Linked DNA regions of Homo sapiens: all the other regions are linked to region 1. The links are chromatin loops, found by intact Hi-C in ENCODE. Cell type or tissue: endothelial cell of umbilical vein. All regions are shown on one strand. Each heading gives the region's core, and the rest is flanking DNA. Links, peaks and the distances in the headings are about the cores only.

Region 1 (11,108 bases), core at 6,109-11,108:
ACTGGAAGCATTCCCTTTGAAACCTGGCACAAGACAGGGATGCCCTCTCTCACTACTCCTATTCAATAGAGTGTTGGAAGTTCTGGCCAGGGCAGTTAGGCAGGACAAGGAAATAAAGGGTATTCAATTAGGAAAAGAGGAAGTCAAATTGTCCCTGTTTGCAGATGACATGATTGTATATCTAGAAAACCCCATCGTCTCAGCCCAAAATCTCCTTATAGGTAACTTCAGCAAAGTCTCAGGATACAAAATCAATGTACAAAAATCACAAGCATTCTTATACACCAGTAACAGACAAACAGAGAGCCAAATCATGAGTGAACTCCCATTCACTATTGCTTCAAAGAGAATAAAATACCTAGGAATCCAACTTACAAGGGATGTGAAGGACCTCTTAAAGGAGAACTACAAACCACTGCTCAATGAAATAAAAGAGGATACAAACAAATGGAAGAACATTCCATGCTCATGGGTAGGAAGAATCAATATCGTGAAAATGGCCATACTACCTAAGGTAATTTATAGATTCAATGCCATCCCCATCAAGCTACCAATGACTTTCTTCACAGAATTGGAAAAAACTACTTTAAACTTCATATGGAACCAAAAAAGAGCCTGCATTGCCAAGTCAATCCTAAGCCAAAAGAACAAAGCTGGAGGCATCAAGCTACCTGACTTCAAACTATACTACAAGGCTACAGTAACCAAAACAGCATGGTACTGGTACCAAAACAGAGATATAGACCAATGGAATAGAACAGAGGCCTCAGAAATAATGCCGTGTATCTACAACTATCTGATCTTTGACAAACCTGACAAAAACAAGAAATGGGGAAATGATACCCTATTTAATAAATGATGCTGGGAAAACTGGTTAGCCATATGTAGAAAGCTGAAACTGGATCCCTTCCTTACACCTTATACAAAAATTAATTCAAGATGGATTAAAGACTTAAATGTTAGACCTAAAACCATAAACACCCTACAAGAAAACCTAGGCAATACCATTCAGGACATAGGCATGGGCAAGGACTTAATGTCTAAAACACCAAAAGCAATGGCAACAAAAGCCAAAATTGACAAATGGGATCTAATTAAACTAAAGAGCTTCTGCACAGCAAAAGAAACTACCATCAGAGTGAACAGGCAACCTACAGAATGGGAGAAAATTTTTGCAATCTACTCATCTGACAAAGGGCTAATATCCAGAATCTACAATGAACTCAAACAAATTTACAAGAAAAAAACAAACAACCCCATCAACAAGTGGGCGAAGGATATGAGCAGACACTTCTCAAAAGAAGACATTTATGCAGGCCGAAAGACACATGAAAAAATGCTCATCATCACTGGCCCTCAGAGAAATGCAAATCAAAACCACAATGAGATACCATCTCACACCAGTTAGAATGGCCATCATTAAAAAGTCAGGAAACAATAGGTGCTGGAGAGGATGTGGAGAAATAGGAACACTTTTACACTGTTGGTGGGACTGTAAACTAGTTCAACCATTGTGGAAGTCAGTGTGGCGACTCCTCAGGGATTTAGAACTAGAAATACCATTTGACCCAGCCATCCCATTACTGGGTATATACCCAAAGGATTATAAATCATGCTGCTATAAAGACACATGCACATGTATGTTTATTGCAGCACTATTCACAATAGCAAAGACTTGGAACCAAGCCAAATGTCCAACAATGATAAACTGGATTAAGAAAATGTGACACATATACACCATGGAATACTATGCAGCCACAAAAAATGATGAGTTCATGTCCTTTGTAGGGACATGTATGAAGCTGGAAACCATCATTCTCAGCAAGGTGTCCCAAGGACAAAAAAAACAAACACCGCATGTTCTCACTCATAGGTGGGAATTGAACAATGAGAACATAAGGACACAGGAAGGGGAACATCACACACTGGGGCCTGTTGTGGGGTGGGGGGAGGGGGGAGGGATAGCATTAGGAGATATACTTAATGTTAAATGACGAGTTAATGGGTGCAGCACACCAACATGGCACATGTATACATATGTAACTAACCTGTACGTTGTGCACATGTACCCTAAAACTTAAAGTATAATTAAAAAAAATGCCTTTACATCATCATGGCTTTTGGAAATGTACCTTTAAATTAAGATAATTATTTCAGTGTAAGCAAAATTATGTTTGCAATTGTTGGGAGATAGTACTATTTATGTTAATTTATGTCTATAGATAGAGATATGAAGGGAAACTCAGAGCCTTATGCTTATCTTTAAAAGAACATTTTTTTAAATGTGATAAATTGTAAATGATTATCAGTTAAGGTACTTTATTTAGATTTCCAAACAGCTTTCTATTTTTAAGCCAATTCTTTCACATAGAAGGCTATTAATAAAACAGTTAACAATGAAAAAATTAAATCTTGTCTGAGATTAAAGATGTGTGACAAAGTGGAAAATAAAGCGTAAGAATAAAAAGATAATTCTCAAAGCAACAGGAAGTTAATGATGTTCCCTGGAGTCCCGAACCAGAGACTTGTATCTTCAATATGCATGTTAATAACAATAGATGATAGTGAATAACAAGCAACTGAAATATGCTCTCAGTACATAATTACAATATTTAATTTTCCAAATAAAAATTGAGCAATCGTGGAGAATTGTAAAAAGATATAGTAAATGAGTGATTGAAGAACACAAAGGCAGATGAAATGTAATGTAAAGTACAATGTATTACAAACCTAAAGAAATAATTTAAATTACTTGTACATCCTGAGGGATTCTGTAACCTCTCAAGATATTATTTTGGACAACTCAATGAAGGAGAGCAATCAACTATGAATAAACCAGTGTTACAAAGTGTTGAAAGTATAGCTAAAAAGAACAGTATTAAGAGGTGATTTGCACCTGGTTTCTGTTTTCGGAGTGCTGCCTTTTAGAAAATGAGGTCAGCTTGATATTTTTATAACATAGAAATGTCCAAAGAAAAATAAATTAATGAAATAATTTACAAGTCAGTTAAAATGGAAACGATTAGCATAAATGCAGGTGATTTTTATTTTTCCTCTTCACATCAATACCTGCCTCAGAAGAAAATTTGTTCCTAGGTGTGGGTACTAGTTTATTAATCTTTATGAAGAGAAACTCTAGGAGAGAAAAAAACATATAAAGCAGGGACATTTGTAAATGTGTTAAGCAGAATAATGGAAAGATTTAGTGATTTTTCTGAAGGTCACAAAACAATTGAATGACCAGGCTGGGAAGGAACTTGGGGCTCCTCCCTTCCAGTCAACACTGAAAATTACCAGATGCTTTTTGCACCCCGTTCCACTGAAAAAATTAGTAGCAGAAAACCTAGTCAAGTGTTCCTGTTCATAGTCTTAGAAATCCAACTTTTAAAATGCTTTTGGATACTAACTTGAGTTTCATAATTAGATGATGAACTGATTAAACGCATAAGTGAAAATGTGTATTAAAACACTATAATTTGTTTTTGATACCAACTGTTGACCGACATTAGACATATTTAGCATAGATTAGAAAGACACAAGTTTCCAGCTAGCCAGGTTTACACACTAGCATCTCTCTACAATTGGTTAAAACCTAAGTTTAACACTAGACCAAAAAAAAAAGGAAACGACTCATTTCTCCTACTGTCTTGTAACTACGAATACTTTTAAAAATAACTATGTTTTGCTGGCTTTCTAAAAAATTAAATGCAAAATATTGACCTTTGCTATATCCCATTGATATAAAATACATCTGAAAATCTAAAAGACCTCTGAGGCAGACAATTTCCAGATAGTCTCCAAAAATACAAATGTGCATTTTTTTTTGAGACGGAATCTCACTCTGTTGCCAGGCTGGAGTGCAGTGGCACAATCTCTGTTCACTGCAACCTCCGCCTCCCAGGTTCAAGCGATTCTCCTGCCTCAGCCTCCCGAGTAGCTGGGACTACAGGCACATGTACCACAGCCAGCTAATTTTTGTATTTTTAGTAGAAACGGGGTTTCACCATGTTGTCCAGGATGGTCTCGATCTCTTGACCTTATGATCCGCCCACCTTGGTCCCCCAAAGTGGTGGGCTTACAGGCTTGAGCCACCGCTCCTGGCCACAAATGGGCATTTTTGACAAATTTCATTATGCACTATTCTAGAAACTCTTAATTTATCCAATCAATCAGCACATTTTCAAATTCCATATCTATCACACTCAGGCACTGAATGAAGTGTTATGGAGCAAAACAAAACAAAACAAAACAAAAAGCCAAAAAACAAAACTTTGTTCCTGACCTTCGAGTTCTAGGAGATTAAGAACCATTAACAGACAAGTCCACTTTGGAAACCTCAGTCCTTCTCCATTCACGGGCATTCCTCTACACTGGGGCTACTGTTCCACCTTATTAAAAGTTTTCTTAATTTCAACATTGTGTATGTTTTAATCAAATTACTCTTTCCTACTTCATACATAACTCAATTTTCCTTTTTTTTAACCTTTCTATAGCACTTTTGCCAACGGTACATTGTTAATGTTGATTTTGACTAAAAGTGAGTCTTGAGAAAATCAATATTTTTAGGCGAGAAACTGTGGTAAATTGTCATCCTATTGAGGGTACTATGGGAATAAAGAAAATACGTAGTAATGCAGAATTACCTAAATTAACAAATTGGTGGCAAAAGTTCAATAAGTTGAAAAAGTCAAATGATCCATAAGTAATGACTAATATTAAGATATATATTTACAGCGTGACAAACACTTGGAATCTAATCACATTATTGATGTCTATCTAGGTGAGGAACTAGACAATGTTACAGAGGCCTCAGAAAGTATCCAGAAACGGCATTAGGTTCCTACTATCTGTCACCATGAGCAGAATAAATACACTTTTGGAGAAGGGCTTTACTGTCAACTATACACTAATTTCCTATATTTAAATGTGTTTAGTGTCCAGAGGTATAGATGTCTGATTATTCTTACATGTACAGTAATGACCTTAGCAGCTCACTATCATCTAGCAGGGCAAATACGGTTATTTTCATTTAACAGAACTGATCCCCAACGGGGTAAAATACTCTACTCAAAAGCTAGAATTAAACACAAGTCTTCAGAGTGAATACTTTCCATTGCCAACTCCAACCTGTCCAAGAACTTTTCAAGGAAATCCTGTTTAATTTGGCACTTACAGACAGACCTAAGATAGAACTAATCATGGATCTGATAAGATCTACCATTGCAAGAGGAGTGTTCACACTGGTATATTTCATCAAAGCTACAATCAGGTAGGTAGCTTAAAGTGACTTAACTTCCATGCGTTATGTTATAGACCAAAATCAAGCTCTAAGTGATTTCTGTATATCTTTCAAAGTTAAACATGCCGCAGTGGTAACCAAGGGAAAACTGTTAATAAAAGTTTAGACTGATAGTCCAATATTCCTTTGAGAATATTTTTTTTTAAATATGGTTTTCTTTCTGGTAATTAAAACATTTTTTGGATTGAAACTTGTTTTTTTTTTTTGTTTGTTTTGAGAGGGAGTCTCTCTCTGTCGCCCAGGCTGGAGTGCAGTGGCGCCATCTCGGCTCACTGCAAGCTCTGCCTCCTGGGTTCATGCCATTCTCCTGCCTCAGCCTCCCCAGTAGCTGGGACTACAGGCGCCTGCCACCACGCCTGGCTAATTTTTTTGTATTTTTTTTTTTTTTTAGTAGAGATGGGGTTTCACTGTGTTAGCCAGGATGGCCTCAATCTCCTGACCTTGTACAAGATCCGCCCGCCTCAGCCTCCCAAAGCTCTGGGATTACAGGCGTGAGCCACCGTGCCCGACCAAAACTTCTAAATGTTTTTTTGTAAGTAATACAAGACAATGAATCCAAAATTATACATTGATCATCTGTGTTTTCCTTTACAAATACGGACTTCTTCAAGCAATACATTTTTAAATGATTTTATTTTTACAAAGAGCAATATTAAAACTATAAGTGTCGGCAGGGCGCAGTGGCAGACGCCTGTAATCCCAGCACTTTGGGAGGCCGAGGTGGGTGGATCACGAGGTCAGGAGATCGAGACCATCCTAGCTAACACTGTGAAACCCCGTCTCTACTAAAAATACAAAAAAATTAGCTGGTCATGGTGGCGGGCGCCTGCAGTCCCAGCTACTTGGGAGGCTTAGGCAGGAGAATGGCGAGAACCCAGGGGGTGGAGCTTGCGGTGAGCCGAGGTCACACCACTGCCCTCCAGCCTGGGCGACAGAGCGTCTCAAAAACAACAAAAAAAAAACCTATAAGCATCATTAAACACCTTATGCTCCCCTATATACTATCATTTTCTTGATGAGAACAATGAATACACTTTTGCCTTTTAATAAAAACACACATGTAAAAGAAAAAAATGGAAAACTTTTTTTTTAGATTTAAGTATTAATTCACTTTTGCTAATTTTAAAGCAATGTCTAGGAAAAAGTGATATTTTTAAAGATTGGGCTGTATTTTATTATCTTTAGGATAAAATTAAAGATGAAGCAAGTGTGGCAGATATAAGGAGTAAATTATTTTAAAAATAAGTGCTGTGTTTCAGTTTATAGCTCATCTCAGAAAATAATGTGTTTCTATATTTATGCCTTCTAAAGTTTGTTTCTATGTATGTACATTGAAGCTCAACTTCTTATAACTGGAGAAACTGGTTTCACATGAATAAATTCAGATCATTGACATACTTCCAATTTTGTATTACCAAACTGGGCTTATTCATTTTTTCTTTCAGAATTACTCCTCATCCTATCTTTTGTATCTTTGTGAATGGTTCCCACCTTCTCCCATTCATACAACTGGAAAACCTCCACATTCTCTTTGTTTCAGCCTTATATCTCAATTTTACTAAGTCAAGCAGACATCAATTTGTCTTTATCTAATGCTTTCTGCAATCTGTCCCTATCTCTCCATCACGAATATGCCTACCCTTGTTCAGGCATTCATAATCTATTTCCTAAACTCTTCATAGTTTATTTTTGCTTCCTTGCCTTTGGTATGCCCTTAAAATCCATCATTTGCGTTCTTGCCAGTGATTCACTGAATTGCTTTTTAGTTTAAAACAAAAACAAAAACAAAAATCTTTAGAAAAAAAGTTATCAACAAAGTCTAGAACTTCTTTTTTATGGCATTTAGGACTTTTAAATCACTTTTTCAAACTCCCCGAATAACAATATCTGATGACTCCTCATTCTTGCAACAGCCTCCTGAGTGTGATGTCTGTTAATGGTTCTTAATCTCCTAGAACTCGAAGGTCAGGAATAAAGTTTTGTTTTTTGGCTTTTTGTTTTGTTTTGTTTTGTTTTGCTCCATGACACTTCATTCAGTGCCCGAGTGTGATAGATATGGAATTTGAAAATGTGCTGATTGATTGGATAAATTAAGAGTTTCTAGAATAGTGCATAATGAAATTCGTCAAAAATGCCCATTTGTGGCCAGGAGCGGTGGCTCAAGCCTGTAAGCCCACCACTTTGGGGGACCAAGGTGGGCGGATCATGAGGTCAAGAGATCGAGACCATCCTGGACAACATGGTGAAACCCCGTTTCTACTAAAAATACAAAAATTAGCTGGCTATGGTACATGTGCCTGTAGTCCCAGCTACTCGGGAGGCTGAGGCAGGAGAATCGCTTGAACCTGGGAGGCGGAGGTTGCAGTGAACAGAGATTGTGCCACTGCACTCCAGCCTGGCAACAGAGTGAGATTCCGTCTCAAAAAAAGCCACTCAAAAAAAGCGTCTCAAAAAAAGTCCAATATAGAGAACATGGACTGTGAGTTTATAGTCCGGGTTCCAATCAAGGCCAGTCACTTAGACCAGCTGTCTAAGAGCTGCTGTGGACTCTGAGCAAGTCACGCAACACCTTTGTTCCTCATTTGCCTCACCTATTATGGTGCCACTCTCAGGAACTTTTGCCCACATTCACCTAGAAGGAGTCTGGGAAAATGCTATGGAGAGCCAGATAAACGTGTCAATACATAAGCACTTGTGACTGCTGTTAATATATAAGTCACTTTGTGGTGTGTGATTGTGACTAGTTTTAGTTGTTTTCCCAGTAGTTCATAATCCCCCTGGAGTCCGGGGGCTGTGGCTGTTCATCTTTCTGAGGCTGCTCTTTATATAAAGTAAATTTGCACTAGTCACTTTTTAAACAGAATAGAAATGGTATGTGACAAAGGTGATCTGACTATTGAAAGGTAAAATGGCTTGTGTTGATGGCAAAAATATTAGTCATTTCCTTTCTTTAAATCAACTTTATTTAAACTTACATATAATACAATTCATCTAACTTATATACAATAAAATGCACCAGTTTTAAGAATACAGTTGGATAAGTTATGACAAATGCATGCACTCATGCAACCATCACCTCAATCAAAATATAGAATATTATCATCACCTCAATTTCTCCTTGTGCCTTTCTGCAGTCAGTCCCTCTTCTGCATCCCAACCCTGGGCAACCATTGATCTATTTTCTGTCATGATACATTAGTTTTGTCTGCCAGTTATTTTTAATTTTTTAAGCTAGAATTGTTTCCATGTTCCAATGTGGACGATCTCTTTCTACGTAATCGACTTGTATATTAACATGCAAAGGATATGATGCACCAATTTTTCTGCAGATGTAAGGAAGGGCTACAGGTGAATTTTACCTGAAATTGAGTTGATAATGGAAAACACAATCTAACCTAGACACAATAGACTATATCCTTATTTTACACGATGCAACCCTGAGTCCCAGCAAGGTGGGGCCTGAGCACTGGCATGCCCCTTTGCATGGATTCAGGTCTCCTGACTACTTCTTGACCCATTGTTCTTTAGGAAAATTTATTGGCGAGTATATTAAAAAAAAGGCTATGTCTTGAAATTTAGGTGTCAGAGAGAACCCCTGAAACCTACTGAGTTTTGGATGCTCCCTCTGGAGGGGCTCTCCGTGGATCTCAGAGACCTTTGCTTTTTAAGTACTCACTTTTAGGGTGTCACTCTGGGAGCTGCGCCTGGGGATAAACTGATTCCTCAGTGGGGCTGTAACATTGCTCAGGGTCAGTGGTCACTAGGCAGGGAATGGAGCCCAGGAGGCGTGGGGAAAGGGGATGGAGGCCGGACGTGGCCAGCGGATTCAGGGCTTGACTCACACACTCACACAAAAGAGGCCGGAAAGTGTCCGGAGGAAGCCGGCGCGTCACGGAGGACGGATCCGGGACCCTGCCGCGCCCGCCCAGCGGCGCCCGGTCCCGGGTCCACAGCCGCACTCACTCCGCCGCGCTCTCCGCCACCGCCACCACTGCGGCCACCGCCAATGAAACGCCTCCCGCTCCTAGGTGAGTGCTCAGCGCCCCTGGTCGCCGAGGTCGTCGGAGGGACCAATCCCTTGTAGGGGACTGGATTTTTTAAGAGGTGGAGCTCACATGGCAAGTGTATTTGGCAAAATCTCCGAGGAGAATTGATTTAGTACTTCTCAGGATGTTTTTCTCCTTGACCTTTCAACTCTAAAGTTGAATATTCCAAGGTCCAGGGAATGTTACCTTTTTATTCCTCTTGAGGAAGTGTCCAGCATCCCCTTTCACCTTTCTTCTGTTCTGCCCCGAAGAAATTTGGGAAATCCAGACCATTAACACCCATGAGAGGTTTCCTGGCATTTTAAGGGGATTGCCGGGCCAGATTTGAGCTTCATTTTGAACATACTGTGCAGAAAGATAGTAAATGACATCTCCGAGGGTGAACTAATTCCGGCTTAGTCAGTATACATAGTTATTTGCCACTGGGATTTAGAACAGAATACTTAAGAATCTCTTGGTACCTGATAAGGACAACTAATGTTAGATGACTGTTTTCAGAACAATGACCTCATGCTTCATAGCTGTTGGTCCTCAAGACTCTTGAGTAGGCCTGGTAAAACAATAAAAAAGGAACCGACTTTACTTTTCCTTATTTTTTCCTATCAGTCCACAACATATAATTTCCAAATGTATTTCAATAACTCTGATGTATAGTCTTGTTCCTTGTTTTGTTTCATTTTTTTTTGTTCACATTTGTGTGCTGTTCCATTTCTGGAAGATCAATCTTTGACTATAATCTTGAGTTTCTTTTTTTGTTTTTGTTTTGTTTTTAAATTTCCCCTAATGGAAAATAAAAACAGTGAAATAAATTTTATTATGAATAATTGAATTGAAAACAATTGAAATTGAAATTGAAAACAATTGAAATTGAAAACAATCATTAGAACACAGAAAAAAACAGCAAGTGCATCTGTTCTCCTAGATAAGATGTCATCTTAAAATAACACAGATTTGAATTTGCAAAAACCTGAATACTCAATTTACCTTCATTTCTACACAGGATTACTCCCAGAGGAGGGAAATTGCTTTACAATCAGGCAGTTCCCTTTCAAAGTATCTCACCTCAGAATGAAGGGTAACACTTAATCAACATGCTATACTGATCTGGGAACACAGTTTTTATTATAAAGCTGAGTTGTTTATTACATTTTAGTTTCATTGAGATTTACTTGATAAAGGTTGAAATTGGAACAAAAAAAGCCTTCATCTTAAAAGTAAGTTTTACTTACTTGCTTTTGTGCTGTTACTTAGCTAAGTGCTCTCTTGGGAAAAATTTATAATCCATTTATCTAAATAGAAAGAGAGGATAATTTATGTTTATTATACTCTAATTCAACAATGGGGAGAGATGTTTGTTTTACTTTTTGAAAAGGTGTATTTCTCTATTTTATTTAGTGGTTTTTTCCACTTTGTTGAATTGTTCCTATACTCAAAATTGCACCAAGACACCTTGTCTCCCAAATGCAAAATGTGAAATACGCAATGGAATTGAAGCCTGCTATTGCAACATGGGATTTTCAGGAAATGGTGTCACAATTTGTGAAGGTAAACAAGCTTTGTTACTTCTTTTGGATTATACTGTAAGATTAAATTCTGATGGGACTGCTTTTCTGTCCTCCAGAAACTAACTTGTTTTGTGTTATACTGTTTAATTTCATACTATTTAAAAAACGCGTAAGTAGCTAAACAGTAAGTTTGACTTACCATGTCAAAATTTATACTTGTTACTGATTTTAAAAGACTTCATGCATATCTTATTTTTT
Region 2 (5,000 bases), core at 1-5,000, 150 kb before region 1:
TTTAGAAAACACATCTCAAATAAAACTAGATTAGAGGTTTATAATTCAAGATTTTATGCCTCCAAATATACAATTATACTACAGCAAATTACTTATTATAAAATATTTCATATCTAATGAGTATTTTCTATGTTTAGAGCACCATGCTAAGCCCCATTCATATATGTGTGAGCTCATTTATGCTCACAGTTGAATGAAAGAATTACTGACATTATCCTCTTTTACCAGAGGAAACCATGGCATAGGGAGGTCAAAAGAACTTCTACATGGTTATAGGAAATTGAAATGCGGTTATTTAATATTAACTGTTTAAAACTATGTAAAAAATAAGATTTCCCACAGAAGTCATAATCTAACATGGCATTTTTCCAAGTATGTTCTTCTTTCACCTTAGAAGATAATAGATAAGAAAAATAATTCCATGAACACAGAACATCCAGAGATGTTGGTTTAAACAAAGATAGGGATGTGTGTGTGTGTGTGTGTGTGTGTGTATTTTGTATATATGTATATAAATATGCCTATACCTACATATGTATGTATATACATATATACATATGCCTATACATATATACACATCTACCTTTATATAGCCATACACTGTATGTGCATGTGTGTGAAGACTTTTAAAACTTTGATAAGCTAATGTGCATTGCAATCCATCAAGAGGAAGATATAGGCAGTAATTTAATAAAAATATTTATTGAATTTCTACTGCATTCTAGGTATTGGGCTAGAAATTAAGAATGCAAAAATTACATAGGCATACATAGTATTGACTGCTACAGAAGTCATGTATAAGAAGGGCCATTAAAAGTAAAACATGCAATTTGAGCATATAAAAGGCAATTTTAGGGTAAGTTTGGAACAAGTGACATTTAAGGTGATAGGAAAGAGATGAATAGAAGAATGTGTTATGGTTAATAACCATTCTCTTCAGCTAACCAATTGGTTAAGAATGTGGTTGTTTCGCTGAAGAGAAGGGAAAATGATCTGGGCAGAGGTACATCATGTACAAATGTGTTGAGGCAATAAAGAGAATGGCAGATTTAGATAATTGTGAAAAGGCTAATACAGCTAGATTAGGAAGATTGAAAACATACAGCCAGAGGTAGAATGTGACAAGCTCAGAGGCCTGGTAAGCTCTGATAAGGATTTTGGATTTTATCCTAAGTGTAATCAGCCAATAAAGGGACTTTAGCAAATATATGCCAATATCAATTATTCATTATATAAAGATAAAGAGAAGTTGCCACTTACTTCGTGGTCTGCTTTAGTACTAAGTTATATTTATTCTGCTCTGGAATAGATCTTGAATCTCTTTGGTTCTCGCCATGTCTTTTGCTACCACCTTATCCTGTATCACCATCCATTGCTGCTCAACTTTATTATAATAATGACCTGCCAGGTGTTCTGCTCCCAAGTTGGGTGAAGACTCCTAACTTCTAGTCTTAATTCAGGACCCTAAAATCCTTTCAACACTTAAGTCAGAGTATATCCCTACTCTGCTTAAATGCCTCCAGTGACTTCCTCATGCTAAGAAAGCACCACTGCCTCACATAGCCTTCAAGAGACTTTTACTGCTTTCGTGTCTACTCCCTCAATCTCACCTACTCACACTCTGGAGCCCTTCTACCTGCTATTCCCTCTGTCTGTTTTCTCCTTAGATACTCTGTAGCACAGACATAAAAGGGCATCAATGCTAAGGGAGATTCAGGTAATGATACATTTTCCATCAAATAAGATTTGTAATATTGTTGCCTTGTCTATTTACATCATCTCTTAGATTTCTAAAACTTTGCCAAAAAGTATCTGGATATCTCAAAATCCTGAATAGTTTAGACAATTTGAAAATAAAACACAAAGTCTAACATCCAATTTTTCTCTGAGGGTAAAGCAAAGTTTGGGTTTAGAGTATACTCATTTTTTTTCGTTTGTATAAATAGATTTATGTGTAGAAAGAAATCTGGCTATTTTTAAAGAGAGAATTAAGAACCTTAATCCCCTAGTGAATGTGATATCAATACTGAGGCATACTTTCCACTGCCCATGTTAATTATGAGGCTTCACTCATAGGTCTTTAGAAAATGCTCTGTTAAACAATAGATGGACTGCTGATGTCCTTGAGTGTCTCTCTCTACAGTGGATGCTGTGACCTGGGTGTAGTTCCTGAATTGATTACTCAGTTAAAGTAAGTAGCTTATTCTGTAAATAGCAAGTTAACACTGCACAGGCTGTGTTTTCTGACTGTTCTTTGGCTACAGGAAATAATCTCTGCTCTAATTTCCTACATGAGTCAATAGGATGGAAGCCAAAGGAATGCAGGCTAATGTGACCTTTAAATACATTCTTATCATATACAGTTACATGTGAAAAAATTTTAGAAGAGGCATACTACCTTTTAGTATCAGGAATATGCATGTTTGCTGGCATTAGTAAATAAAATTTAACAATTCTAGGGTTAGTCTTAGCAACTGGAATCACCTCAAATTCATATAATATATTCATGGAAGCCTTGTAAAGCTAGAACTGGAAAGACTGTCACTTTAAAAGTAGTTACAACCTAGTCATATAGATTGGTACCCAATTTTAATATAATATGCATATAGTGTGACTCTTGACAATATTATTTCTAATTATTCTTAATCTTTACTTGGTTGCCAAGCTCTTGACTTCTCAAGAGATTTCTTACATGTTAGATATTATTAGATTTGACCATTACATTCTCAATCTGTAAATTTGATATATACACACATTAGTTACAAGGGGTATAAATAATTTTTTAAATAAGGGATGAATTTTCTAAGTAAATATTGATATTATTAATGGATCAATGTCACTGGCAACAAGTTGTCCTTTATGGAAAAACAAACACAGGCACAAACCAAAAAATGTCCAAGCCACTCATATGACAACTGCGGACCTTCCTAGCACAGCTGAAACTTCAAGGTAGAAAAACACCAGAATGTCACGTACATTTTCAGGCAGATATATCTAAATAACAGAATGCAAAAGAGGCTACATGTCTGAGGGAAAAAAACTGGGTTTATTTCCTCTAGGTAAAAAGAGATAATAATACATGTATCCCAATCCTAAAATAGCAACAACCATATATTTTCACTCTTGAAAAATATTATTTTTTAATGTAGCTCCAGCAAATTATTTCATCCAGAAAAAAATTTTGAACAATTTTCAGCAAAATGTCATCATTGCACTGGCAAGCTAAATGTCTTTTCTGGTAATAGGAAATATATAAAAAACATGAGAAATTCTAATTCAGGAGTATAAATATTAGTGAATGGAAGAAAGAGATGGTTTTTCTTTTATTTATTCAAAACATTTGGAAAAGTAAATGCCAAGGTTGTGCCAGCTAGGGGTTCCAAGATAAAAGATTGTCAAGTTCTGAAATTGAGGCAGTAATGAATAGCCTGTTAACTAAAAAAAAAAAAAAAAAAAAAAAAAAAAAAGCATGAACAGTTGGATTCGCAGCTGAATTCTACCAGATGTACAAAGAAGAACTGGTACCATTTCTACTGAAACTATTCCAAAAAAATTTTAAAGGAGGGACTCCTCCTTGTCTCATCCTCTAAGGCCAGCATCATTCTGATACCAAAACCCAGCAGAGACACAACAATAAAAGAAAACTTCAGGCGAATATCCATTTTTATTTTTTTGAGATGGAGTTTCACTCCTGTCACCCAGGCTGGAGTGCAATGGTATGATCTCGGCTCACTGCAACCTCTCCCTCCCAGGTTTAAGGATTCTACTGCCTCAGCCTCCCAAGTAGCTGAGATTACAAACATGCAACACCACACCCAGCTAATTTGTTTGTATTTTTAGTAGATATGGTGTTTCACCATGTTGGCCAGGCTGGTCTTGAACTCCTGGCCTCAAGTGATCTGTCTGCCTCCCAAAGTGCTGAGTTTACAGGCGTGAGCCACTGCACCCGGCTAATAATCCTTGATGAACATCAATGCAAAAATCCTCAACAAAATGCTGGCAAACTGAATTGGTGGCACATCAAAAAACTAATCCACCACGATCAAGCAGATAAAGCAGGCTTCATCGCTGGGATGCAAGGCTGGTTCAACGTATGGAAATTAATGAATATGATTTATCACATAAACAGAACTAAGGACAAAAACCACATGATTGTCTCAATAGATGCAGAAAATGCCTTGGATAAAATTCAACATCCTTTCATATTAACAACTTTCAATAAACTAGCTATTGAAGGAACATACCTCAAAATAGCAAGAGACATACATGACAAACTACAGCTGACATCATGCTGAATTGGCAGAAGCTGGAAGCATTCCCCCTGAAAACTGGTACAAAACAGGGATGCCCTCTCTCACCACTTCTATTCAACATAGTATTGGAAGTTCTGGCCAGGAACTTCAGGCAAAACAAAGAAAGAAAGGGCATCCAAATAGGAAGAAAGGAAGTCAAACTATCCCTGTTTAGAGATGACATGATCCCATGTTTAGAAAACCCCATCATCTCAGCCCAAAAGCTTCTTAACTGATAAGTAACTTCAGCAAAATCTCAGGATACAAAATGGATGTGCAAAAATCATTAGCATTCCTATACACCAGCAAGTTAAAATCCAAATTGCAAGATCCAAATCACGAACTAACTCTCATTCATAATTGCCACAGAAAGAATAAAGTGCCTAGGAATACAGCTAACTATGGAGGTGAAATATCTCTACAAGGAGAACTACAAACCACTGTTCAAATTAATCAGAAATGACACAAACAAATGGAAAAGCATGCCGTGCTCACAGACAGGAAGAATCGATATAGTCAAAATGGCCATACTCCCCGAAAGAATTTATATATTGAATGTTATTCTCATTAAAATACCATTGACATTCTTCACAGAACTAGGAAAAACTATTTTAAAATTCATATGGAACCAAAAAAGAGCATGATTAGGCAAGGCAATCCTAAGCAAAAATAACATAACTGGAGTCATCATGCTACCTGACTTCAAAC
Region 3 (11,108 bases), core at 6,109-11,108, 350 kb before region 1:
GCTGTGTAATAATGGTGCAAGTATGCTTATAAATAGCAATTGCCAGTAGGTTTCAGTGTTAGGGAAACAAAAATGCATACCTGGTAATTCAGTATCTTTAAAATTGTGAAGGTCACAGCTCTCTGAACTAGCAGCCATGTACTTGTAAACTATGGTAGATTGTGAATTCATTAAGGGCAGAAACAGGCATTATCCATACTCAACACTTACTCTAGTACTTGACATATGGAAGGTGTTTATCAAAATTTATTGAATTAAATTAGTTTTTATAAATATGAAGGAAGACCAAGTGGCAGAATGAAACTGGAATAGCTCAACAAAGAGTAAGAGAGGTAGGGAAGAAAAATGTAGTGATGTACCTCTCCATATTGTAACACTTGAAAAACATCTCCATCCATCAAGCATATGTGTTTGGTTATTTGCGTGTTTATTGTGTATGTGGGTAATCTACACATCAAAAAGTCTCACACCCAGAGGCCATGTGGCCACAACAACAGTTCAGCAGAGTGGTAAGGGGCATGGTCTAAAAAGAAGGCTGAATGATGGATGACAACATGCTCATGCCATCTGCCTCTATGCCCGTATCAGTGTTTTCACACATTATGTATTTCCAAATGTGTCACCAAGAAAGGCTAAATTATGTTCACTGGATTAAGGTTAAATGAGCAGAATAAATGATGCATTTTTCAAAGTTCTAGAGTTAGAATAAAGGTTTAAAGAATAAGGAAAATAATCCCACTACTCCTAACACATTTTATATAAACTCATTCATGTCTTTATGACCCAGGTTAACAGAAGTTTGCAGTAAGGTGCCCCATAGATAATATCTCTTAGCATGCCTTGAGGGACGCTGGCATTTTGTTTGAGAGCAACATTATGCTCAAGTCCCTAGCCCAATTAAATGTAACATTTTACCTTTGAAAATTTCCATTATATGTGAAACTAATAGCTTATCCTAAGTTGCCTTGAAAAGACAGAAAGCATTGTACAACATAATTATTAAACCGTCTTTACAGGGTCAAGTGAAGTAGGAAAACAAACATGTCATTTAAAAGGCTTCTATTTGTTTACGTTACATAGACTTGGGATGCATTATTTACTTGAAAGATTGACTTCCTTATTCAATTTTTCTTAGCTAATGGTGAACCAACCTTTAAATTCTTCTCTGGATTTGTTGATCTATTTGAATTACCGGGGATATCAACACCAAATTGCTTAACGACCCATATTGCAAACATTTTATTTGATACATATGGATTATTAAGAAAAGAAAATAACGGCTTCGTTTTTTTTTTTTTTCTTTTCTTTTTTCTTTTTTTTTTTTTGAGACGGAGTCTCGCTCTGTCGCCCAGGCTGGAGTGCAGTGGCGCGATCTTGGCTCACTGCAAGCTCTGCCTCCCGGGTTCACGCCATTCTCCTGCCTCAGCCTCCCAAGTAGCTGGGACTACAGGCACCCACCACCATGCCCGGCTAATTTTTTTTTGTATTTTTAGTAGAGACGGGATTTCACCGTGTTAGCCAGGATGGTCTCGATATCCTGACCTCGTGATCCACCCGCCTCGGCCTCCCAAAGTGCTGGGATTACAGGTGTGAGCCACCGCGCCCGGCCAACGGCTTCGTTTTTATTGGGTAACTAGCTAATCAATTAATCAATTCAACAACAATTTATTAAATAGCAAGTATAGGGCAGTCTTTGTGTTCACGTTGACACTGCAGAGACAATGGTCTCTGCTTCCTAGAGATCCACAAACAGCATTGGGGTACATTGATCAACTTATTGTTTATAGCGTGCTGGTTTTTAATTCTTCCAGATGATTTACTTATTCTATACATATTTTCTTCGCACCCTCTTGTTTATATCATGCCTGTCAAAGATGAACCCCCTTCTTTTTTCTTTTGAGATGGAGTCTCGCTCTGTTGCCAGGCTGGAGTGCGGTGGCGCGATCTCGGCTCACTGCAACATCCATCTCCCGGGTTCAAGCGATTCTCCTGCCTCAGCCTCCCCAGTAGCTGTGACTACAGCTCCTGCCACCACGCACGGTTAATTTTTTGTATTTTAGTAGAGACGGGGTTTCACTATGTTGGCCAGGATGGTCTCAATCTCCTGACTTCGTGATCTGCCCGCCTCGGCCTCCCAAAGTGCTGGGATTACATGCGTGAGCCACCGTGCCCAGCCAAAGATGAACTCTTAAGTGATTCTTTTCAGTTTGGCGTTGAGAAAACCACACGGTCCCATGAGGTGAGATACTTATTTGCTTATAATATTTATTGTTCTAGAGAATTTTCTGGATAACACAGCAGCACTTCTGTGCTGAAGAATTCTATCCATGTATCATTAATACCTTCAGCAGGATCATTACCTCCAAAACCAATAAGAAATAAACTATATTTTTCTGTATGACCCAAAGTGAAATATGCACAGGAAATTCATAGCATCATTTTGATCAATAAATAATTAATCAAATTATATATTTAGGAAGCTTAAAACAACACAGCACAAAATTATGGTGCTACAACCATCTTCCAATATCTTCTTTCATTATTTTCCAATGGCTAAGTAACAAGCCATTTCCAACGGCTAGCTGAGAAGAGGAGGCTGCCTTTTCTGATCTAAGGTTAATTATCTTCAGTATCGATTTCAGGATCTAAATGGAAATTGTGAGGCAGAAAAAGATAGGTAGAAGAGAATTACAGAATAAAAAGCCTGAAGCCCTTTTTCCTATGAATACTGTTTTTGGACACAAAGGGATTTTGCCTACCGATGTAAACAACTCGGGGAGGATGGCTTTCTCTAAAGTCATAATGTGTATAAGAGGATTGTGAAGAAAAGTGGAGGCTCCTTAATAGTAGTCCATAAACAAGGATAGTCATTGCAGATTAACTTGTACCCATCTTGGCCATTTTTCAAGCTTATTTCCCAGATTCACTATGCTTCAGGTACTTTAAGAGACAGAGTTACATTTCAGTCCTGCATCTGCCTCAAACTACATTACATCATCAGATGAATTTTTAAAATGTATTTAGAGTGCAATTTAATGAAGGTGGAAAGCACACGATCTCTAAATACTGTTCTGATCCCTGAATCTAAATCTGATTGGCAATTTATTCATCAGTATATGATAACAACATTTATTATCTTAGCAAACTCCTGTGCCAACCAGTTCACTTTATCTGACCCTGAGGAAACTACCTGGGAGAGGAGTTAGAAAACATTAAAATACCCACAGGAAAAAAAAAAATCAATAAAACCCAAAAACTTCAGAGTAGGGCAGGGCATGGTGGCTCACTCCTGTAGTCCAAGCACTTTAGGAGGCTGAGGTGCGTGGATCACTTGAGGTCAGTAGTTTGAGACCAGCCTGGACAACATGATGAAAACCCATCTCTACTAAAATTACAAAAATTAGCCGGGCGTGGTGGCACACGGCTGTATTCCCAGCTACTCAGGAGGCCGAGGCAGGAGAATCGCTTGAATCCGGTAGGCTGAGGTTGCACTGAGCCGAGATTGTGTCACTGCACTCCAGCCTGGGTGACAGAGCGAGACTCCAAAAAAAACCACCTCAGACAAGTTTCCTTGCCGTATAATGCATTGATATTATACTTGAACCTGTGACTTGTTTCCAGGCACTAACACTTTATGAACAGGAGAATATACTAATAAGATGTTGTTCTAATTCCACAATTATCACTTTTTCTGTTTTCCAAAGTGTTAGCCAAAGCATTAGACATCTTGTTGAGTAAAAACATTAAGTTTCATTTGTGGACTTTTCTCTCTAAGGTGGAAACATTTTTCTGTAATGCATTTGGCATATGCCAATTTTAAAATGTATGACATCAACTCCTATTCATGAGTACTTTTCACAGTGCTCAAATTCTTACAAGTAATATTTTCCTACACAGTTGAAATCCCAATTAATCAACATTTTAGTACTCAGTTCTCAAACTTGTCCCATGATGCAATCTGCTTCAAGGACTCACCCTACACTGTGTCTTGAAATACCAAACTCATCATAAGAATTGTAACACTGAAATGAACTCTCCATAAATATTAAAAATTATCTAGCCCTCACAGATGTTCATTCTGCTTATTATATGCAAACTTTCTGGATCAAATGTTCAATAGGAATATGTTAGTATCCACCAAAGATTGGTTTTGGCAGGGTATATGTTGATATCAGCAGGAAATAAATAGGAAAACATTAAAAGGTATGAAACTTTAAAACAATAGCTTAAAGGTGTTTTATAAACTACAGATGGCTTACAACATTTAAGCGAATATTTGCTCTAGGATGAGAAACAATCAGGACTGAGAAAAAAGGGAAAGCATTTGAAAATAATGTCTCCCATGCAATATGTTGTAATTAAAGCAGAGATAAGTAATGTAGAAATTGCCTCCCATTATCTCTCCTCATAGGAAAGATGAAGTATGCTAGAATATATATGAGCACAAATCAGGACAAAAATTTAAAAGCATTCAAAGTAGTAATCTTAAATCTTAGAATTATGCAACATGGGATCTCTTTATTAATGTAATGCCAGACCATACACCACAACACCCAAATACACATAATTGCCACATGTATACGCATACCAGTTTTGACTGTTCTAAGAGATACCACCACTGGCCATGAAAACAACAACAAAAAAGGAAAAAGAATAAAAACAAAGGTTAATTTCAAGGAAGATGGAATCTGAAGGTCAAACAAATTAAGTCTGCTGGCTTCAACACGCTTCTCCAGAAATGCTTCCAGAGTTGGGCAAATCACTCCACACCTTTCCTTCCACTATTGCTGAATGAACAGATCAAACTCAAATGAGGCTTTCCCTCCTTAGGCTGTGATCACATTCGTGCTTAGAGTTGAGCAGCACAGAGCTCAGAGATCATTAACAATGTACAGATGGGAGATGACTGTAGAAGAGAGGCAAAGGAGAAGCTGGGGGCAGTTCACTGATGTTCTCCACATATTCATAATTGAACCTGTGTGCTAACGTGATGCTAGAAGGAACCCTTGCTTTGGGTATTGCCTCTGGAATGTGGCATTAAACAATGTTCCCTAGCATCCCCATGAAATTTTTTTTTTGAGTAGGTAAGAAAGTTTGGACTCCCTATAGTAAAATTCCTTTGAGTTCTATATTGTATTCACACATTTTTCACTGAAAAAAAATTTTTTTTACCCCTCCAGTGAGCTTGGCATTATACACAGGCACAGAGTTTCTCAGAATGAAGGTCTGTTTGTATTAATACATAAAGAAACCTATTGTAAAATATTATACTAAACATATGCTTTTGATGGTGGTATAGGACAAGGTATAATGGAGAAAGTAACTAATAATTCAAAAGCAGATGTAACATGAAAAAATCGACATTTTACAAATTATTGCAAATTTAGGTTAATGTAATGTGTGCAAGTATTATATATAGTATCAAAACTAATAATCACTGTTGATTCTCTGTAATTTTTAGATATTATGTCAACTGTGTTATAATGGAAAGGTGGACCAAATATTATCAGATCTGGCTTCTAATTCCATTTCTGCCACTAAAATCCTTCAAGTTTTAATTTCTCATGTGTTAAAAAATTAATTGAAAAAGTGCTATACTACTTTCCATGGTTACCTTTTAAGATAAAATTAAATAATAGTTACACTTTCATATGAATTTTTAAATATTGCATGAATATACAATATTTTTATTATTGGAGATGCTGAATGAGACAGATGTCTCAGTCTTGAAACATTTAATGAAAGATTTACTTAAACATCAACTTCCCTATGGTACTGTTGTGTTGTGAGCACAGGAGATGCCTGTCTAAACACCACACAGAATTCTGAAACTGCTCTGATACAAATTTAATTGATTAAGCAATGATTCTTCACAAAATCTTTATAAAACCCTGGGAGCCAAGGGGGAAATCATGAAACTTAGGGAAAGAAGGACACAAAAAAGGGATGGGCAAAGAAGTACCTCATAAATAGGAGGCAGGCAGTAAGGACTGTTTTCCTTTCCTCTCTAGTTAGTGGCAAAGCCACTCACCACAGTAAAGATGGATTATACCTAGGCCAAGGAGTAATTAGTAATATTTCAGAAATAGAAGCCTGAAAGAAGACAAAGAATAAAGAGGAGGCCGAGAAAAGCAAAGACAGGCGCAGATAATGTTCCAGGAGAGATAGTCAACTCATTTTATTGCTTGGGGATCAAAAAGAAGATACCTCAAATCAAATCAAGTCATGCAATAGATGTGGGATTTCAATTTTTACAGGTTGATTAGATTCTATTTTCACTGAACCCTGTGGACTTTCTGAGAGGACTTGAAACTCCTTTCAGTGCTTTGCAAAATTTCCCTACATGTAAATGTTTTGTAAAGACGTTGCTCTGTATATTAGCCACCAACAATAGCATGGAGAGGACAGATGCCAGAATAGGTACAGCGTCAAGGGTTTGAACCACATTTGTGATTCTCAGGCCCCTAGACCATCTGAGTGAAAGGAAACCCCCTTTAGCAGTCATAAGCTGTTCAGCAGCAGTGTAAGCTTCCAACACTTTACTTCCTAAAGGGTAAATCTTCCTCCCCGTTTTTTAATCCCTTAACACCATGTGCACAAACACAAAGAAAGAGTGGTTCTGGCCCACTGAGTACTTTGCAGAGCTGAAGTATCAGGAGGGATAGAAACTCAACAAAGAGAAATGCATACCACTGCTGCAACTGAGTCCTCAGGTGAAGAGCACATCACTACTGAGGATCAGAGCATCTGTAGCAGGTGCAAGATACCAAGTGCCCTAAGTCCGTCTTGTCAAAGGGACTAATAAGCAGGTACGCTAATGGTCCCCACCTTTCCTGATTGCATGCCTCCTACTCAGAACTGTGTGGTGTTTATTAAAACTGTCATATTGCTAGGCACTCAGCATAGCTATGAGATCAGACAAACATGTAAGTATAATGCAACCAAGAGAAATCAATTTCTCCTGGGCTTCACTCCATTTAAACAATGTGAATGCAAGTGGGAAAACAAAACAGGCTTTGGCAGACTTAGGATTCCTAGCTAGTGAGTCTGTTGAGGGAGGAAGTTGTATGTGCCACGTTGTGAATTATTATACCAAGACTCGGGTGGATATGTGAAAAGTGAGAGGTCTGTGCTCTTGGGTTTCCATTTCCAAAATGTCTTTGTTGAGGTCTTTTCAATTTAGTCCTAGAAATAAACAACTGCTGAGAGTTAGTGGTGATTGAAAGTAGGAAGGGGAAGAAGACTTCACTAGGCTATGTCTGAAGAGGCTGGATCCCTAAGCACTTCAGGATTCAATGAGGAGGCTAAGGGTTTTAATTGGATTTGGAATTGTATTAGTAGTCAGGAAAGGTTTGGGGTGCACTGTGTCTGCGCTCCACGCCCAGCAGGCAGCTGTGTTTCAAAGCTGACCTTTATCAGATGGTGGTATGTTTATTTCAGCCTGTCACAGAGAAGGAATAAGAAAACACTGCTACTAGGCCATGCAATTTTAGTTAATAATAATTAAAAAAAGATACTCTGCTTAATTGGCTAAATTCCTAAATGGAGAAATTGGGGGGATATTCCATAAAGGGAAGGGGATGGATGCCAATCAGTTGTGAAGGAACTAAAGCCAAAGGCACCTTGCACAAGAACTGATGAGAAGAAAATTGAGCTGAGATGAAACAAAAGTAGAGAAACTTGAAATAGATGGCAAGCAGGGCTTAATTATTCTAAAAAATTCAGGGCAGAACTCCAACAGTGGTCTATTTAACTCCCCCCGATTCCTTCTCCCCTTCCCTCATCAAGGCATTTTCTAGGTATCAAAAACTTCAGCACGTTCAGAGACTTGGCTCCAAGGTTAAGAAGGAAATGCTACACTGTACTTTTATACAATAAAGTTCAGCTATATCTCAAACTCTATTTCCTTTTTAATTACAATTTTCTTACCTGAGCCTCAAGTGATTCTAATGTTACCATTAACCCTGGAGGCCCGAGTTATTTTATGTTCAGCGACAAGTATTGGAACTGCAGTTTCCACATGGGCAATTTCTCCCCTTTGTGAACTTTAACCAAGTGGATAGCATCAGACCAAAGTTCCTAGTTACTCATGTCCTATAGAGAGACAAGTGCCCTAGGGAAAGCTTAGAAATTTGAAATAAACTGAAGATTATATTGCTTCTGAAATATTTGGGCCCTGTGGAATTAGAGAACAGACAGTAGAATTTTAAAGCGAAGGATGTTCTAAAACTAGGCTTTTTATAAAAGATACTCTGGTGGCTGTTTTAAATTTAAGCTCTAGTTTTAGCCAAAATTTGTTTTAAAAGCACTATTGAAGAGGATCGTTAAGAAAAGATGGAGATTATTGGGGAAACGTATTTGAAATAAAATCGGATCATTTATAAACTTTTAAGAGATTTGGCTAACAATTGTTTCTAATTGCATTGTTTATGGCCAGGATGGCAAATACGTGACACAAATATTTCCACACCAACCCTTTTCCCGTGGCAGGCATTGTCAATCTATCACAACACTCTTTCCATTTCCCAGATATTGCTAGCTGGATCATTAAAATGAACTTTCCCTTCTTCCTGGGCACACAGCTAGACTTCACTTCCCAACCTCTCTCTAGTTATGAATGACCATGTGACAGTCCTAACCATCAGTATGTAGCAGAAAGGATGTCTACTTTATTCAGACATGACCCCAAAGATACTGCTTACATATGATTTTTCCCGCTAGTTGGATCGGAGATGATTCACAAATTGGCCAGATGTATTATAGAAAATGTCACTGAAGGCAGTACTGCTATAACAAAAAAAACAGTTAAGCAGCAGGTGGCGCTAAAACTGGTATCTGAGGCTGGACAACTACAATCCTTGTGCAGTACAAATATCTGGAAAACTGTCTGAGATAACTTGGAAGCATGCCTTACATGTTGAGCGAGAGCTCTAGGGGAAGTGGCTGGGAAGAGCCACAGTATTGTCCACCATTGACTAGTCTAAGCAAGCTACTTAAGAATAAGGCAAGAATGGAAACAAAGTTCCAGGGATCAAGGGCCATATAGATTTCGAAATCCAACTACTTCTGCGCTCCATACAAAGACTGAAAAAAGTCTCCAGTGACCAACAGTTTCTAGTTTCATTTCTCAGGTAAACAAAGTCACTCCACCTTCCCTGAAAGATCGCATTAACGCTATTCCCTTACCAGGTCTATTGTTTCAGGTAGCCTCTTTTAGAGAAATTGAGAGGGAAAGGGAAAGAGAAAGGGAGAGTTGCCGGGAGGGAGGCCCAGTCTGAACTGCTATGAAATCTCAGTCTCTAACCCGTTGTGCCCTCAAAAGTCTTCTCTCATTCTAGCAAAGGCATTAGTGGTTTTTCTTCTGCAATCCCAGACCATTTATTTTCTACAACATATTTGGCAATTGCATTTGATTTTTTATAAGTTTAAGAAGACACTGTGTGTTGTCTTCCTGTCTGGGTGTAACCTTCTTTAAATCAGAGCCTGTGTCTGTTGAACCTCTAAAGCTCCTAAAAAAGTACTTTGAATATAGAGTAATGTAGTTTTGATACATTAATAAATTGCCAGTGTCTCCAAGCATCCTCTGCTTTGTTTCGTTTTCTGTAATTAGTAACTGATTTGACCCCACCACCTACTTCTTGAGACTTCAGGGACCCCATTTCCTGAAACTCCACAACTAAAATATACACCTCTGCCTCAAAGCTTTCTAAAATCCCTACCAATCTCCAAAACTACACATCTATCATTTCAGTTCCAAGTAAACCATCTTCCTCACTCAGAGTAATATATAAATTTAGAGCCAATCTAAAGTCAAATCCCCCCTTCCCTCTTGACTGACCGCCTATCTGCCTGCCTTTTTTCCTTTCTTCCTTTATTTTCTCCATTCATCCTTCCTTCTTCCCTGTTTCTCTCCCTCTTCTTTTTCAACCTTCTTTCTTCTCTTCCTCTCTTACTTTTTCATGTGGATGAGAAAATTGAATCACAAAAATGATAGAGTGCTTGGCCACTGTCACATTGCAATTAGTCAAGATTCATATCTTCCACTTATCTGCTAAATATATTTTTGTTACACCCTGTATTCATCCCATGTAATTATACACTCAAAACTCAAAGGGGTAAATGCCTTCAAGTATAAACTTTCAGTCTTTTCCTTATATCTAGAAATTTTTTGGAAAATAAATCTTGCCTTTTGTTCTGCTACATATGAATCTAATATATCATGATTACTCAGATATTAGAATATAGAAAACATACTGACCCAAATCATTTGTCCCACACACATCTGCAATCTTAGGAATTTATCTGTGGAATCCAGGAGCTCACTCCACAAAGGACAGAACCTTCTGGTTATATTGCTGAAAACATACTTCCTGTTTTTTTTCTAGCTTTGTGGCAGAATAATTAATAAATAAAAATTGTATGTATTCAAGGTCTACAATATGATTATTTGATATAAGTATACATTGTAAAATGATTATGTCAATCAAGTTGGTTAACACATTTCTCACCTTACATAGCTGCCATTGTTTTGTGTGTGTATGTGTGTGTGCATGTGTATTGTAACAGCTTTTAAGATCTACTGTTTTAGCAAATTTCAAGTGTATGATACAGTACTGATAACTATAGTCACCATGCTATAAATTAGATCCCAGAGCTTATTCATCTTATAACAGAATGTTTGCTGTACCCTTTGATCTAGATCTTCTCATTTTCCCTCCAGCCCCTAACCACTATTCTATTCCCTGCTTCTTTATGTTTGCATTTTTCTGGGTATATGCAATTCCACTCACTGACAGAGGGGGACCAAAAAGAAGAGGATGAACAAGTTTGTGGGGGGAAGATAAATATCTTTTGGGCAGTTTAAATTTAAGAAATAAAGGTAGTAACCTGTAGTAGAGTGAAAGATCGAAACATAAAACAGAGGTAAAGTTATTAGCCTCAACCAACCCATGCTATATGTTTTCCTTCTGATCAATCCCAGCTACTAATGGAGCGACTAAACAAAATGAATTTTTGCATCAAAATGAGACATTTTACCCTGAGTACTTTCCAATGAAACTATATATAATTACCTGATACCAGTATAGTGATCTAAACATTAGAGGACT

What was found. A loop is a pair of places that touch in the nucleus more often than their neighbours do. Peaks named below come from ENCODE experiments on the same cell type or tissue, not always from the same donor. Only the 100,000 strongest peaks of a DNase experiment are listed, where the experiment ranks them.
Region 2: it touches region 1 in a loop (6-fold over the local background); 1 of 110 quality-filtered maps calls a loop at or near these places.
Region 3: it touches region 1 in a loop (4-fold over the local background); 1 of 110 quality-filtered maps calls a loop at or near these places.

What each region holds. Positions count from the first base shown.
Region 1 is chr1:79,004,852-79,015,959 of GRCh38, reverse strand. It overlaps ADGRL4 (adhesion G protein-coupled receptor L4), which reads left to right and starts at 9,230. Exons shown (of 15, transcript NM_022159.4): 1 at 9,230-9,327; 2 at 10,741-10,890. The coding sequence starts at 9,306. In endothelial cell of umbilical vein, for the core only: no CTCF peak of the experiment used is centred there; DNase peaks (open chromatin) are centred at 9,129 and 9,769; H3K4me3 peaks cover 2,255 bases; H3K27ac peaks cover 2,673 bases.
Region 2 is chr1:79,158,526-79,163,525 of GRCh38, reverse strand. The region is part of intron 1 of LOC107984998 (a long non-coding RNA gene); the gene reads left to right. Among named protein-coding and RNA genes, the nearest start is that of ADGRL4, 150 kb to the right of the region's middle. In endothelial cell of umbilical vein, for the core only: no CTCF peak of the experiment used is centred there; a DNase peak (open chromatin) is centred at 2,235; H3K27ac peaks cover 1,504 bases.
Region 3 is chr1:79,351,146-79,362,253 of GRCh38, reverse strand. The region is part of intron 2 of LOC105378810 (a long non-coding RNA gene); the gene reads right to left. Among named protein-coding and RNA genes, the nearest start is that of LINC02792, 32 kb to the right of the region's middle. In endothelial cell of umbilical vein, for the core only: a CTCF peak has its summit at 8,813 (motif pointing right); a DNase peak (open chromatin) is centred at 8,823.